2 separate regions of the Homo sapiens genome follow, and region 2 is linked to region 1. A link is an interaction called in ENCODE POLR2A ChIA-PET data of the cell type or tissue named here. Cell type or tissue: MCF 10A. All regions are shown on one strand. Each heading gives the region's core, and the rest is flanking DNA. Links, peaks and the distances in the headings are about the cores only.

Region 1 (11,128 bases), core at 2,418-7,417:
AGCTGGAGTCTTTTAAAAACTAACTGCCTGTTTTTCTGAGGCTAGTGAGCCTTATCTCTCCTCCCTTCCCAGGCATTGCAAAGACCCTGTTTCCCTAGCTGTGCAGCTGCAAGGTCACTAGACAGATAAACTCAAGTCACAAAACGTGTTTTTCCTTGAAATGTAAGAAATGATGTAATGCATTTCTCAATTGAATAACTGTGTTTGTTTCTTACTTCTCTAGTATGCTTCCCTCTCCACAGATCTCCCCCCTCCCACGAAATGCTTAAAAGGTAACTAAACTCTTTGTTCAGAGCTCAGTCCTCTGGATGTTAATCCGACTGGGCTGGTGCACCTAAATAATTAATAAATATCCTCCTGAACCCCATCAGTCTCTCTGATTCCTTAAAATCCCACTACATTTCAATCCTCATCTTTTTTGCTGCCTCCTCTGTGAGACCCCAAAAAGTCACAATGATTAACTAAAAGCAGCTGAAGTCTGCATGATCCCAGTGCTAGAGTGAATGCTTAATAAATGTTCCCAAATTTGAGTGCCCTTAAGAGGTTCAGACTGGAATTCTTCCAGGGCATTTCATTCACGTATGTCTATTTAGTTAATTGATTCTTTCCTGATTTGGAAATTCTCTTTCTAGGTGTATTAGTCCATTTTCACACTGCTATAAAGAACTACCTGAGACTGGGTAATTTATAAAGAAAAGAGGCTTAATTGACTCACAGTTCTCCATGGCTGGGGAGGCCTCAGGAAACTTAAAATCATGGTGGAAGGTGAAGGGGAAGCAAAGCATGTATTACATGGAGGCAGGAGAGAGAGAAAGACAGAGAGAGAGAGAAGAGGTGTCACACTTTTTTTTTCTTGTTTTGTTGTTTTGTTTTTTTTTCTATTATTATTATACTTTAAGTTTTAGGGTACATGTGCACAACGTGCAGGTTTGTTACATATGTATATATGTGCCATGTTGGTGTGCTGCACCCATTAACTCATCATTTAGCATTAGGTATATCTCCTAATGCTATCCCTCCCCCCTCCCCCCACCCCACAACAGTCCCCGGTGTGTGATGTTCCCCTTCCTGTGTCCATGTGTTCTCATTGTTCAATTCCCACCTATGAGTGAGAACATGCGGTGTTTGGTCGAGGTGCCACACTTTTAAAACCATCAGATCTTGTGAGAATTCATTCACTATCATGAGAACAGCATGGGTGAAAACACCCCTATGATCCAATTCCTCCCACCAGGTCCCTTCCTTGACACATAGGGATAACAATTCAAGATGAGATTTGGCTGGGGACACAGAGCCAAACCATATCACTAGGTGAGGTTTTTTTTTTTTATCTTTTGAACTAATAATGAGTTTGTGTATCACTACATCCATTGAATTACAGAGGGTTACTGAGGCCCTTTGCTGACACCTTCTTTCCTGTTTTCTCAGAGGTGTTTATGCTTTTCCTTCCCTCTAAACACTGACCTTGTTTTAGGATCTGGCCATCCTTAAACATTCCTGCACAGAGGAGCTCTGGAAGAATCATAGTGTTCTTATTTCTATGGAATGACAACCATATTCAAGGCTTCCACTGGCTTCATAGAAATGTGAGCACCTTCCAGCTACACCCAAATCTCTGTGGTCAGATGATTTGATTGATATAAACTACAGTAAATGTGATTGACCTATATGTTCTCTGAATGGCACTATGCAGAGGAACCAATGACTAAAGAATAAATTTCAAGGCCATTCCTCCTCTTGTGCAATCTGGCCCTCCAACTGGTGATCCTTACTTGATAAGCACAATGCCAGTCATGCTCACTTTTTTTTTTTCTCAAAATGATCAGTCACACAGAGTCAGTTTACTGCTTCTGTACATCAACTATCCTGCAGGAAAACCCATTAAGTCTGGTGCTCCTTATGGCAGGCCTGCCTGCAACTCATCTTTGATGGGTTATGTGTGAACTCCATCAATTGCAGGTTCTGGATCCTTGCAGAACTTCCCACTCTGGTGTTACTGAGGGATGGAAGACTGGAGGAAAAAGAGAGGCTGCATCCCGCCGATGTAACCATGCAACTGCTGGTGCCACAAAGTAGGCCCTATAAGGGTAAGTTAGGAAAGTGTGGCTGAAAATTATGGTATGCATAAATAGTTTTAAATGCCCCTTATGTGCTTTCAGCTGAAAGAGAGGTCTTCCAAAATTCAGGAACATTTCTGTTGATAGAAAAGTTTCACTGTGCTACATAGCATAAGTAACCATAAAATATTCCAGACAGTTGAATTAGAAACTTGATTTCTCTTCTTTATAGGTTAGCTTTTCTTAGATCCTAAATATTCAGTACAAATAAATAAATCTTATAAAATGTGATAAAGCTGAAAAATTGCATGAAGAGAATGTGTTTGAAGGACCCCACAGTGGCACCCTGGCCAGGCCCAGCTGTTAGCTTGGTTCCCTCTTTGGGGATCTTTTCCTACTCACACATCGAAAATAACCTCTTGGGTTTCCAGTTGTTTATAATCCATTATCTGCCCATGCTAAATTCTGGTTGTTAGTCTAGGTAGATCAAAACTCATAGTCAATCAGAAAGCATCCCCAGGATTGAATGATGTCAGTAAACACTCTTAGTAACAGAAATTGGAAGTTGAATGAAGAGGAGGTGGATAATGTTTATTTACTTCTTCAACGGATCTGTGTAACATCTGTAGGGTCAAGAGAACATTCCTCTATGGAGGTTTGATATTTGAGTCTGAGAAATGAACTAACAGTAGATCAATTAATAGGAGATAATCCTTATAAATTTATCTCATGAATATGCATGGGAGCCTTGAAAGATATGATACTCAAAGAATGGCCTGATGATTGAAGCTTAAATAGCATTCTGAGCTATAAAAATGTAGTATCTTCTGATGGGGAGTGGGTGACACAAGACATGAGAGAGTGAGGGAAGAAAAAGCATGATAAACAAAAGTCATCTTATTATAATGTCTGTCAGGCATCAGTGCTCCAAAGAACAAGTATTATCAACCTTAGTCTCCCTTTCTGTGAGCTAATATTATTTTTTTCTTTTTTTTTTCTTTTAGACTAAGTTTTGCTCTTGTTGTTCAGGCTAGAGTGCAATGGCGCAATCTTGGCTCACTGCAACCTCTGCCTCCAGGGTTCAGGCGATTCTCCTGCCTCAGCCTCCCGAGTAGCTGGGATTGCAGGCACCTGCCACCACACCCAGCTAATTTTTGTATATTTAGTAGAGACAGGGTTTCATCATGTTGACCAGGCTGGTCTTGAACTTCTGACCTCACGTGATCCACCCACCTCGGCTTTCCAAAGTGCTGGAATTACAGGTATGAGCCACCATGCCTGGCCCTGCTAAGATTCTTTTTCATGAGATTATAGGGAGGGGGCTCAAGACCATTGCTTTTTTTTAGGAGGATCTTCCTTTAGGTATGAGAACTTCAGAGAAAGCCCCTTCCTATATTTTGGGAGAAATAGCAGGGTTGGGAGACAGGAGAACATAAGAGTTAGCTTGGTTCTGAAGACTTTCTGAGACCTTTCAATTTCCTTTGGTTCAAAGTCCTCAACATGCTTAAGTGCCATATTTTGGGGTTTCATTTTTGGAGCCCCAACTTTCCCCTGTCATAAACTTCCCTAGAAAATGTACATACTAAAGCTGAGTTGATGCTTGTGGAGAGGACAATTGAATTGGTAGCTGAGTCGCAAGGAATCACATTAAACCAGTATAAACCAGTCTCACATTCCTAGCAATGTCAATCCAGTTAAACAGCTGTGCCTCATTTCAGGAGGTGATGTTGCAGGTCTGCTGTCATGAAAGATAGGTCTGTATATGGTGCAGTTAAACAGGTACTTAATAAGAGGTCATTCTACCAAAGCAAAAGGAGACCAAAAGTTAATCATTTAGCAGACTAGTTTCTGAGTTCACAGGGCAGCCAGACAAAAAGATTTCTACATGTTGGTTTTGAAACAGCTCCAGTTGGAGTAGAGGTAGGCAATGGTGATCTGACAGATTTTTTTTCTCTCCTATAGCTCCTTAGGGCCAGATCTGAAAGACTTTAAGTTGTTGCAATTTCTCTGGAGTCTGCTCTATCACAAAGAATTCTGCAAAAATCACATTTCCTGCCTTTGTGGACCAAACCAATGTATTTCTTAAATGTATTTGATATCTCATGCCTCCCTAAAAGAATAAAACCAAGCTGCACCCTGACCACCTTGGGTACATGTTCTTAAGACCTCCTGAAGGCTGTGTCATGGGCCATGGTCACTCATATTTGGCCCAGAATAAATCTCTTCAAGTATTGTACAGAGTTTGGCTCTTTTTGTTGGCAGCATGTATTAACTCATTCTCTATTACAATTCCCCTGTCTTGATGAATGGGCTCTGTTGAGGCAGGGGGCAAGGTGAATCTCTTGGGTGGTTACAGTGAAAATCCATACAAAATTTTACATGCATATGTGCTGGAGGCCCACAATATATGAGACTAAAATAAGGACTGAATGAGTAAAGCTTAAATAGCATTGTAAGCTAAAAAGTAGGGAGTGGCTTCTGATAGGGAGTTTCTGACACAAGTTATGGGAAGGTGAAGGGAGAAAACACATGATGAACAAAGGTTATTTTATTGTGGAGATAAAGTCTCTCAGGTAGCAGTGCTCCAAAGAATAAGTATTATCAAACTTTTTCTCTTTTCCTGTGAATTAGTTTTCTGATTGATGAGATTATTTGGAGAGGCTCAAGACAATTGCATTCTTTTTGGAAGATCTTCCCTTAGTCAGATAAGAGAACTTCAGAGCAACCCTGCACTTCAGGAGGGAAAGAATGGGGGATGGGTAGACAGAAGAGGGTCAGAGATTCTGAAGACATTTGTGAAGTCTTTCAGTCTTCTTTAGTTCAAACTACTCAGTATGACAAAGTTTTATTTTTTTTTTTGAGACGGAGTCTTGCTCTGTCACCCAGGCTGGAATGCAGTGGTGCAATCTCCGCTCACTGAAACCTCTGCCTCCTGGGTTCAAGCGATTCTCCTGCCTCAGCCTCCCAAGTAGCTGGGATTACAGGTGTGTGCCACCATGCCTGACTAATTTTTGTATTTTTAGTAGAGAAGGGGTTTCACCATGTTGGTCTGGCTGGTCTTGAACTCCTGACCTTGTGATTGGCCTGCCTCCACCTCCCAAGTGCTGAGATTACAGGTGTGAGCCACCGCACCCAGACTAAATTTTACATTTTCAAATGTTGTATTAGGAGTCCTAACATATTAATAATATTTTATGTGTTCACAGTATTTGGCACTTAGGTAACTTCCCCTCCGTTATCTCTTTTATCTTCAAAACAAATAAGAAAAAGATGGGCCCAATTAGCACTTCAGGTCTTAGAGTTAAGAGCAAACATGCCTGCATAGTTACTCACATATAGAGGAGTACCAGGCTGGTAGCCACAAGAACCCATGTTTCCATGGCAAAGTTTGGAATGAGATCCATCACCAGTTTTCTTTTTCAGCTCTGTCTTCTGAGTTTTTCTTTCAGCTGTGTGCTGCTCTTTGCTGGGCTGTGCATATAGAGCTTTGTTTCTCTGCCCAGAGGTGATTTAGTTAATGTTAACAGCGATATTTATGTGCTGGAGAAGGAGGTGGGTCTACAGCGGCAGCCAGTAGAAAAGCCACTTATGCTACTCCTCATATGGAGGGATTTGGGTACCCTTTTCAAATTGACAATTGGCAAATAATTATGGCTGTCCTTATTTTGGCCTCCTTTGATTTCCTATTCTGTGAACAATCAGTAAACAAATCAGTCACTGCTATTGGTAAGCCCAAAGGTTATAGATTCTCAGGAACCTAAAGAAAAATACTTCTGCAAGAACATCTGCCCAGCAACTGCCTGTCCAACCTCAAACTGATGTCAGTCTTGTTATTGATCTTTATAGCCAAGGATAATCATTCCAAAACAAATATGTAATCCTTCTCATTATTTTTTTAAACTTTGTCTTACTTTACCTACCTGAATAAGCACATAGTTTACCTTGGCACGCATATTCCCATTGCAATGCTTTATTCCCAAATAAAAATAATTCTTTTTAGAAAGCCTATCTCTGTTTGTTATCTAGGTTGCCAAATCATGCCTCCAGGTAAACAGACAAGAAGGACTCCCTGTGCCTCAAAAGCAAAAACAAACCCAAGAGGCCATGGCAGGTTTAGGTGATGGTCATGTTCTCTGTGTTCTTAGTAAGTGTTGCAAAACCTATTTTTCTGTAGCCAAGTCAAATAACATTTTCTGAAAAAATCTGTACCTGGGAATTTTCCAACTGCTCACCAACAGATCATGTGGTAAGAACTAACTGACCACCTAGGAACAGCCAATTAAGAGACATGTGACTTGGGGCTTAAAGGCTGTCTAATCAAGACTCTTTTCTTCACTCCTCTGACTCCTCTATCCTGCTCTGTGGTTTTTGACTTTATAGCTCTCCACCTCCGAGGCTGCATCTCCTCAATCTGCAGACTGTGTTTTATAGAAAATGAAGCTCTCCCTCTGTCCTCCACAGATCCCACAATCTTTACTCATATTTCCTGGTGATGAGGAAGGGATCAAAATTGGCTCTCAAGATCCTCTCCCTTGTCATCTGGACTAATCAATGCATTGGCACCAGCAAGAGTCCTCTAAGCTCAGTTATCTTCCTGGCCTGGCTGTTTTGTGGAAAAATCAGTAAATCCTCTTACATCCAAGATCTCACATTTAGGATGAGGTCTTGAGGTCTTTATTTTTTTCAGGGAACCTGCCCTTCTGGCTCTATGGCTACCCACTTGTGGGGTATGCTTGCACTTGGAGGGGCATGCCCATGTTTCTTGGGGTGCATTCATGCTGCATCAAGCAAGTTCATGCCTCACAGGATACTCCATGCTTCAGTGTTGCAAGGACTATCGCATTTTATTTGCCCTTGAAGGGACCCCTTCCTAAGGTGAGGGCTATGCATAACCTAGGTCCTAAGGCCATGGTCTCTAAGGCCTGCCATCGGGTAATTCGGTGGCTCTGTCTCTGATCAATCACTATCAGGTACTCTGGCAGTTTTTCAAGTTTAAAATTTAAAGGTAAAGGCTCGACAGAAATGGATGTGAGAGATACACCTAAATTGAACTCCGAAGCATGCAATGAGGATAAGAGGAGTCTGGACTTCTCAAAGACAGTAAGAGGCTTTCTTTCAATCTGCATTTTTGAAAGTTTCAAACACAATTGGGACTTTGGCTGTGTTTTACTAGGAGACTAACCTGAAGAGTTAACCCATGTCTCAGAAAATCTGAAAAACTTGAAGACCCTAAAATGGAGAGTCCCATATCTTCCTGCTGCTGCACTTGCATTCTACCTCCACTTTTCCCTTTTTACCATCACTGTCTTTGTCTGGAACATTGCAGGGACCTGGCAACTTGGTACCAGCAGGGGCCATTGAGCCCCTGGCTCCTTCATGATGATTGAAAACTGGGTGGGTCTCTCATGAGTTTTGGACTTCCCACTTGATTGACAGCTGTCAGTTTTGTTCAGCTAGTTGTTCTTACCCCTGGATAAAAGGGGGTGAAAGAAAGTCTCTTTCTTTGAGACTTACTGTTTCTCAAGAAGGGGGAATCACTCTGTATTTCTCCTCCATAAACATATGAATGAATATGTATGCTATTTCTCCCATTAATCTCCTTTGTGGGTGATTTTTTTTGTTGTTAACAAACCTTCAGAGGAGAAAGGACAAACATTTTTCTTGGCCTCAGCAGTTCTGTCCCTATGAGCAGGATACCAAAGCCACTCTGTTCTTTCAGAAGCCTCAGTGAAGGGAGCCCAAGCACTTGTAAGTCAGCAGAAAAGTAAGAATTTCTTTTTTTTTCTTTTTCTTTTTTTGACAGAGTCTCATTTTATTACCCAGGCTGGAATGTAGTGGTGTGATCTTGGCTCACTGCAATCTCCGCCTCCTGGGCTCAAGTGATCCTTCTATCTCAGTCTCCCAAGTAGCTGGGACTACAGGCACATGCCTCCATGTCTGGCTGAGAAAAGTAAGAATTTCTTTCCAGACAAGCTCCTGGCCTTTCTTTCTGGGAGATCCACTTGGGCAGATGTTAAGAATTGCTCTTTGTCTCCTCTGCAAAATCTTAATAAATAGGAGAAAAGGATTTGTGTTACTAGTGCTGGGTGCAGCAACTCTAGGGTACTCTCTAGTACTTTCTCTTATGAATACTCACATCGTTTGATCCCCTTTTCCTCTAGAAATAGTCTTTTCCTTTGTTCCTGTATTTCTGTGCTGTTCTGTCATAAAAGGGGCTACAGGAGTGTAGAACATGGGCCTGAAACCCCTATAAGCCCACTTGTTGGAGCTGGCTCTGCGGACTGAGCAGCTGGTGCTTCTGAAGAACACACCTGTTGTTCTACACATGTCCAGCTCTCGGGGGAGTTTCTCTTAAGAAGCCCCATCCCTATGGGTCTTTTGCTTCCCTAACCCTTGTGACTTGGTTAGTCCTGGGAAAGTCCAATCCCCGGAGAACCTACCCAGTGTCACATATCAACAGGCCTGAACTTACTGGTTTTGGTGTCACTCAAAAGGGTACCTTCAGTTTTAAAAAATCAAAGCCTAAAATGTTTATAAAGGATAGATCCTCAGGTAAAATAGACTGACTTCTTTTTCAGAATTATTCATAGTACAGCCAAACATTAAAATGCTTTCTTTGGCTAGGTAAGGAGGCTCACGCCTGTAATCCCAGCACTTTGGGAGGCTGAGGCAGGTGACTCACTTGAGGCCGGGAGTTCAATATCAGCCTGGCCAACATGATGAAACCCCATGTCTATTAAAAATACAAACATTAGCTGGGCATGGTAGCGCATGCCTGTAATACCAGCTACTGGGGTGGCTGAGGTGATCCAGAGGATCACCTGAGCCCGAGAGGCAGAGGTTGCAGTGAGCTGACATCACACCACTGCACTCCAGCCTGGGAGACAGAGATAGACTGTTTCAAAAAAGAGGGAAAAAAAGCTTTCATCACTCTATTTAAGAGCTCCATCCTGAATTCAGTAATCTAATCAAGAAATTTCCATAAAAAGATAAGAAAATTATGGAGAAGACATCACAATAATGTTATAGGATCCTTGAGGTGTTGCTTTTATGGCCTAAAACCTCTGGCCAGTGGCACCTTTGCCCAAGTTTTGCTCGGACTTGCTGGGCTTCTTCCACCCACTTGGGTTGGCAAGCTGCACACAGTCCACACTACCAGCCTGGATCCCATGCCTGCCAAGGGTGAGTTAGGAATGGAGCCATGAGGGGTGTGTGAATGAATGTGGGGTCAGGCCACTGCACAGTCAGACACTACAGCCGCTGCAGTGACAGGCAGCTCCAGGTGCCGGCACAGGCACTGGCTCTCTGTGAGGCTGTGGCTGGACCAGGTGCACTGCAAGCAGTTTCCCCAGCCAGCACTGGGGAATGCAGTGGTTACTGCAAACTTGGAGACACCAGGCACTGCAGGATACCAAAGAGTCACAACCCTGTTTTGGGGAGCTTCCAGGTCTGGGCTCCCTGAAGGACTGTGGCTCTTCTCTCCTTCTCTTTGCCTGCAACGTGGTGAGCAAGGGGCATGTTTCAGCCCTGTTTATGTTATAGCTGTTTTACCTCTGCCATTCAGTGGGTCCTGAGTTCTTGTCCTTCGACCAGGAAGAATGAGGTATGCAGACAGGTGGAGGGAAAGCAAGATGAAGAGGAGCATTATTGAGCAATAGAACAGCTCACAGGAGACCCACAAAGGGTAGCTACTTTCCACAGTCAGGGTGTCCCGATCAGTGTTCAGCTCCTGGCAGAGAAGACACCCTGGGTTGGGAGGCTCCTCTCTTCAGGTAGGTCATCCTGTCATCTCTGCAGCTCTCAGCAGAGAGGGGGTTTTGGAGTGGGTTGCTCCTCTCTGCAGCTGGTAGTCTGCATGTCTCTGCGGGTCTCTGAGGCTCTCAGCAGAGAGGAGGCCCTAGAGTGGGTAGCCCCTCTCTGCTGCTGGTTGTCTAAATGTCTCTTGCTATCAGCAGAGAGGGTAGCTCATTTCTGCAGCTGGTCCACCTGATGTCTGCTCAGCTCTAGCAGAGCCTGGGGCTTTTATGGGCCCTAGAGGGGAGGAAGTGTGCACTGATCGGTCCTTGGGCAGCCATGGAAGGGCTGGAAAAAGAATCACAACTTCCCAGTCTGGTCAATGGGATTGGCAGCCCAGCCACCAGCCTTCAGGCCCTCCCTGACCTGAAGGTGGGGCCTCACTGGGGACCCACCTACTTCTACCTGGGAATCTGTCTGCCTCCTGCTTCCATTCTTGGCACCAGGGCTCAGCCTCACTTTGCTATGAGATTGGAGAGGGTGCTGACAGCAGGGAGAAGCCAGGGAGCAGGAGCAGGCACTTTGGAGCCTGTGAGGGTAGGGGGGCCTTCCTGGGCCCCCAAGAGTGCAGGGATGCCTGAGTCTGCAGCTGGTGGGTGGCTGCAGCTGTGCAGGGTAGGGGGGATGGGGGTGAGGAAAGGTGGGGTGGGTTGTAGGGGTGGGTGAGGGAGGATTTCTGCCTGCTCCATGGAGCTGGAGGCCTGGGTCTGCAGCTGTGGTTTGGGTGGCTGCAGCAGCACCCAGGGAGCTCCTGCCCCAACTTGGGCAGGGCTCCATGGAGTGTGCAGCCCCGCCCACCTCCCTGCTGCAGCCAGCGTAATGGCAGTGGCAGGCTGTCTGGAGCAGCCACTGCCATCAATAACCTTTGTACACTTGTTCCCAGTTATAGAATTTATGCAAATAGATCTATAAAAATAAATGTACTGACCACTTTAGGACAAATATTAGAGAGACCACAAGAAACTTTGCAGGACAACCAGAGTCTCTAAATTTCTTAGCTTAAATGGTTTTAACAAAATGCTCAAGTTTTATACAGCTAATTGCTACAAGTCTGTAACTAAAACCTAGATTATAGTAGCTCAGTGCATATAACTTACAGATAAGTCTATTTTGTAACCTTGCCTTTCATGACAAAAGTCTTTTGACTTTTGTTTTTTGGCTCTTATATTACTTAAAAAAGATTTTAAGGATTGATGAATGCCTTCCCACCTCTATTCCTGTCTGGCCTAGAACATATAAATCAGCGATTAGTCTTTTGGCTTTAAGTCCTTTGGCCA
Region 2 (5,000 bases), core at 1-5,000, 200 kb after region 1:
TGTCACCCAGGCTGGAGTGCAGTGGCATGATCTCGGCTCACTGCAACCTCCGCCCCCCGGGTTCAAGTGATTCTCCTGCCTCAGGCGCCTGCCACCACGCTTGGCTAATTTTGTTTTGTTTTGTTTTTGAGACGGAGTCTCACTCTGTCCCCCAGGCTGCAGTGCAGTGGTGCGATCTCGGCTCACTGCAAGCTCCGCCTCCCGGGTTCACACCATTCTCCTGCCTCAGGCTCCCAAGTAGCTAGGACTACAGGTGCCCACCACCATGCCCAGCTAATTTTGTTTTTTTATATATTTTTAGTAGAGATGGGGTTTCACTGTGTTAACCAGGATGGTCTCAATCTCCTGACCTTGTGATCCACCTGCCTCGGACTCCCAAAGTGCTGGGATTACAGGCGTGAGCCACCGCGCCTGGCCAAATTTTTGCATTTTTAATAAAGACAAGGTCTCACCATGTTGTCCAGGCTGGTCTCGAACTCCTGGCTTCAGGTGATCCGCCCGCCTCGGCCTCCCAAAGAGCTGGGATTACAGGCGTGAGCCACCGCACCTGGCTGAAACCAGCTTATTTTTTAAGAAACAAAGGTTCTCCTTGCCTCTCAGCTGGGATAAAACAGGTACTGAAAGTATTTTAAGCATAATCAGCCTGCAGACAACACCCATAGCACACACTATGACATGGACCAAACTTTCTTGATGAAATATTTCCCCAGGACAGACCTTAGGCAGTTACCTGGTTCTACCACCACCCAGGGGAGAAAACAGAGTTTCTCTTGCAAAGGACAACAGCCTCCCTCATTACCCAGCAGCACGGCACATGCAGCCAGACACTGAAGGTGTACAGCATCATCACAATGTGAGGCAACCACAGATGCCTTGTCATACAAAAGGAGGCCCATCTATGAGTTGACCAAATACCCGTTTGACCTGGAGAGTCCCGGTTTACACCACTGTCCCAGCATAATAAATAGCACCCACTTTCACTCTCAAAAGGGGCAGGAAATACGGAACATTTGCCTGGAACATCTTGTCATGCCAGAAAGCAAAGAAGCTGTCAATGAGAATTAGGGTTATGTCAAAAGGATTCAGGAGCCAAGGTCCAGGGGCCTCCACTGGTCAAAGGTGAAATAATTTGAGCATCAAATTATAACTCCAGCAGACTGATCAATACCAAGTATGTTTAAATCCATGAGTGCAGGCCAGGTGCAGTGGCCCACACCTGTAATCTCAATACTTTGCAAGGCCAAGGAAGGGGTAGCACCTTAGCCTGGCAGTTTGAGGCTGCAGTGAACTACAATTGCACCACTGCATTCCAGCCTGGGTGACAGAGCAAGACTCTGTCTCAAAAAAACCAATAAAAGCAAAAAGCTATGAATGCATTGATTTCTACAGACTTGACTGCCTTTACAGGAAGCAAAAAGTAACTAGCTCATTATTCTGAAAACAGGCAAATAAAGAGGAGGATCAAGCATTTTCTTGCCTTCCCTGTATGAACTATATCTAAGGGTAACCTAAGTTAATGAAGGGAAATTTCTTACAATATTCCAACTACTAAATGATGAAGCATTTACAGAACTAACGAAAGAAGCAGATCTAGGCTTCTAAAATCATATGAAGAGAAACAGGGCATGTCACAATCTATAATGTGTTCTTGCCAAAATGTGAAATATGAATCTGATTACACCACTAAACACTTCTACATTTTTAGATAATACAGAAGGCAGGGAAATATGTTAAATCACGCCATGGGTATGCAAACAGAAAATGCAGAATGATTAGCTGGGCATGGTGGCACATGCCTGTAATCCCAGCTACTTGGGAGGCTGAGGCAGGAGAATCGCTTGAACCCGGGACAGGGAGGTTGCGGTGAGCTGAGACTGTGCCACTGCACTCCAGCCTGGGCAACAGAGCGAGACTCCAGCTCAAAAAAAAAAAAAACAACAGAAAATGCAGAATGTAAAAAACTCTCCAGGATAAATGATCGAGTTTTTTAAAATGAATAAATCTCAAGAAGAAAAGGATAAGTACTACAGATTATAAGCCTTAAGAGACAAAGCAACAAATTATATTATATTGAAAAATTAGGTGGGTTCTTAAAATTCACTGGATATTTTGACATTAAGGAACTGTTTTGTTTTGAGACAGGGTCTTGCTCTGTCTCCCAGGCTGGAGTGCAATGGCACAATCAGGGCTCACTGCAACCTCAACCTCTTGGGGTCAAGTGATGCCCAGCCTCAGCCTCCTGAATAGCTGGGACCACAGGCATGCACCACCCATGCCCAGTTAATATTTGTTTGTAGATGAGGTCTCACTATGTTGCTCAGGCTGGTCTCGAACTCCTCTCAAGCAATCCCACCTTGGCCTCCCAAAGTGGTGGGATCACAGGTGTAAGCCACCACACCCAGCCGCCCTTACCTTTTACAGGTACACACTGAAATGGTTATAAACAACACTTGGGATACACTTCGAAACTTCAGTGGGGGAGGAAGACGGGGAGGAAGGAGTGGACAGAGATGAAACAAGATTGATTATGAGTTTATAATAAAGTCAAATGATAAATACATAAGGATTTATTTATATAGGTTTGAAATTATCTATTATAAAAAAATTTCTAAAGAATAGAAAAATACAGAAAACAAAATATTTCTTAACATTTGAATAGATATGAAAAATCAGACTACCACAATCCCATGGGAAAAACCCCCTACTTAGAGGCTTTTCTGAGACACTGTCCTAAGCTCTTGGCCCCACAGGAGATAGGGAAGAGGCCAGATAGGAAAGTCAGCAAGGCCCAGCTCCTTCTGAAGCTTAAGATATGCCAACTTGCTGAAACCCAGAGGAATGCTGGCTGTGTATGACAAAAGAGCATCTGTGATTCAGGTAATGACAAGCAGCCCCCCGAGGCCTCCCCAGTCCCCACCTGCCTTTGGAAAACCACCCTCTGGGGAAGGCCACACTCAGGCCAGAAGCCTCCCACTGAGTCTGCCTGGCTGTCAGCCCTGCCTAGCTGCTCTGATAATTACGGGGGAAAAAAAGCTGATTTTGCATGTGGACCTCAGTATTACAGAGGAGCAGCAGCAGCCCCGTGTGGACATCTCAGATACATTTACGACCCAGTCAGTGCAGCCTCGTGGGCACAGCTAATGAGCCAGGAAGACCAAGGAGCGTCATTTGCTAAGCCAAAATTAGACACCATGCTGCCTAACAAGAACAGGTGATAAAACCACGTTTCAAAGTGGGCTGAGTAATACAGCTTTGTGTTAGTCATTACCATTTACCTTATTTACAATGGAAAATGAAAAAAAAAAATCTCAGTAAAAGAATCTGGTATTAAGAGGCATCAGAAGACAAACCACATTTTGCAATTATAGGACACTATCAACAAAGGACAAACTCACTCACTCAGCCAGGGTTCAAAGGCACAGCACAATGACACAGCAGTCAGTCCACGCTAGTTATGCAGCTTCCAGAACTTTAAACAGAAATGAAACCCTTAAGTGATGGCACAATAAGGAAGCTTCAACAGTTTACAAATATTGCATCTTCTCATTTTTAAAGAAATGTATTTTTTTTTAATGCCTACAAATATCTTTATTTTTCCTGACTTGGCACTCATGCAAAACAGGTCGCTACCAGCTCATCATCCCCAGTGGGTGTCCAGGACCCCTAGTGCCTTGGATGACAAGGGTCTGGAGGGCAGAGACCATTTAGTAACAAGAGGTAGGTGACAAATGCATTTCAGGGCAAGATGCTGACAAAGCAATGAATACAGGCCCAGAGGATTTGCAGGAATATCCACGGGTTCTGAAGATCAGGTACATCCACGAGACATAAGCTCTACGAGGTCAACAGCTTCTCCCCCTATTTTATTCATGGATGTGTCTCAAGCACCCAGAAGAGTTCCTGACATGTTTGTTACAGGGCCTCAATAAATACTTGGGAAATGGGTCCAATGAGAATGGGGTGAAATTAATTTTATGAACTATAAAGTGCCATCAAATATAGGGCATTAATACTAGAGTTCATCTTTCAGACTCATTTTAATTATAACAGTTCTTTCTAGAGAACTGTTTTTTAAAATACTCTGATGTTTATTCAGTGATCAATAGCAAAATACTAACTTCCTAATAGTTGGTGTGTTGACAGTTGTTATAGTGCAAGGAATAATGGACGGGGAAGTTTTACAGATGAGGATAGAATGTTATAGCCTGACACAGATGAGGCTCCAAATAATGTAAAATTCACACAGTTGCCTGGGAGCAGATCCCAGCTGGGGAGGGAAGATCCAGCACGGGGCAGGAGGGCAGGAGTGGTCATGGGAAGATGTTCTCACGGGCACACAGCACAGATACCCTGAGAATGCCTCGGGTCATGGGCTGTCGCATGCATCCCCAACGCACAACCCCCAGAGGCATCACGTCTAGTCTCTCATTCACCACGGCATTCCCACGGCCAGGTGCTCAGAGGATGTTCAATAAATGTTTGTTCAATGGAAAAGAGAGGGGGTGGGGGAAGAGTCTGAGCTATGACCCTGCAGGCAAGACAGAGCCCTCAGGAAGATGAGGTCCCAGCTACCAACACGTGTCAAGGTTTTGCCTTTACTCCCAGCTTTGTTCGGCAGGGGGACACAGACAGTCCACTGAAGGAGAAAATCTCAGCCTGAACTGAACCGCAGGAGACTGCTTCCCTCAAACATTGGAAGAAAAATTGTTTAGCACCACTTGGGTAAGAGATGGAAGCAGCTATGCTCTCTGGAAGCTCTAAGTAAGCCAGGCCTTGCCTTTCCCGCGTTGGCGAATGGGTGGGAAGGCGATGGGACCAGTGCTTTCCTGCAGCCATCACCTTGCACCCCGCAAGGCCCTGCAGTGAGAAAGATGAATGATGGTGCTGCCTGCCACCTGCTATGCTCACTGCACCAGCGGCTCCTGGCGGTGCTGGGTCTTCTGGTGCCGGTTGAGGATGGACCTCTGGTTGAAGCTTCGCCCGCAGGCAGGACAGTGGTA

Evidence for each region. ChIA-PET counts read pairs that join two places held together with the same protein. Peaks named below come from ENCODE experiments on the same cell type or tissue, not always from the same donor. Only the 100,000 strongest peaks of a DNase experiment are listed, where the experiment ranks them.
Region 2: POLR2A ChIA-PET joins it to region 1 with 54 read pairs; 2 of 35 experiments call an interaction of 5 or more read pairs at or near these places.

The regions. Positions count from the first base shown.
Region 1 is chr7:99,822,449-99,833,576 of GRCh38, reverse strand. CYP3A43 (cytochrome P450 family 3 subfamily A member 43) reads right to left here and starts at 5,564. Exons shown (of 13, transcript NM_057095.3): 1 at 5,391-5,564. The coding sequence starts at 5,461. In MCF 10A, for the core only: no CTCF peak of the experiment used is centred there; no DNase peak of the experiment used is centred there.
Region 2 is chr7:99,629,925-99,634,924 of GRCh38, reverse strand. It overlaps ZSCAN25 (zinc finger and SCAN domain containing 25), which reads right to left. Exons shown (of 8, transcript NM_145115.3): 8 at 2,517-5,000. The coding sequence ends at 4,905. Among named protein-coding and RNA genes, the nearest start is that of ZSCAN25, 15 kb to the right of the region's middle. RefSeq lists an enhancer at 4,442-5,000. In MCF 10A, for the core only: a CTCF peak has its summit at 3,084; a DNase peak (open chromatin) is centred at 3,104.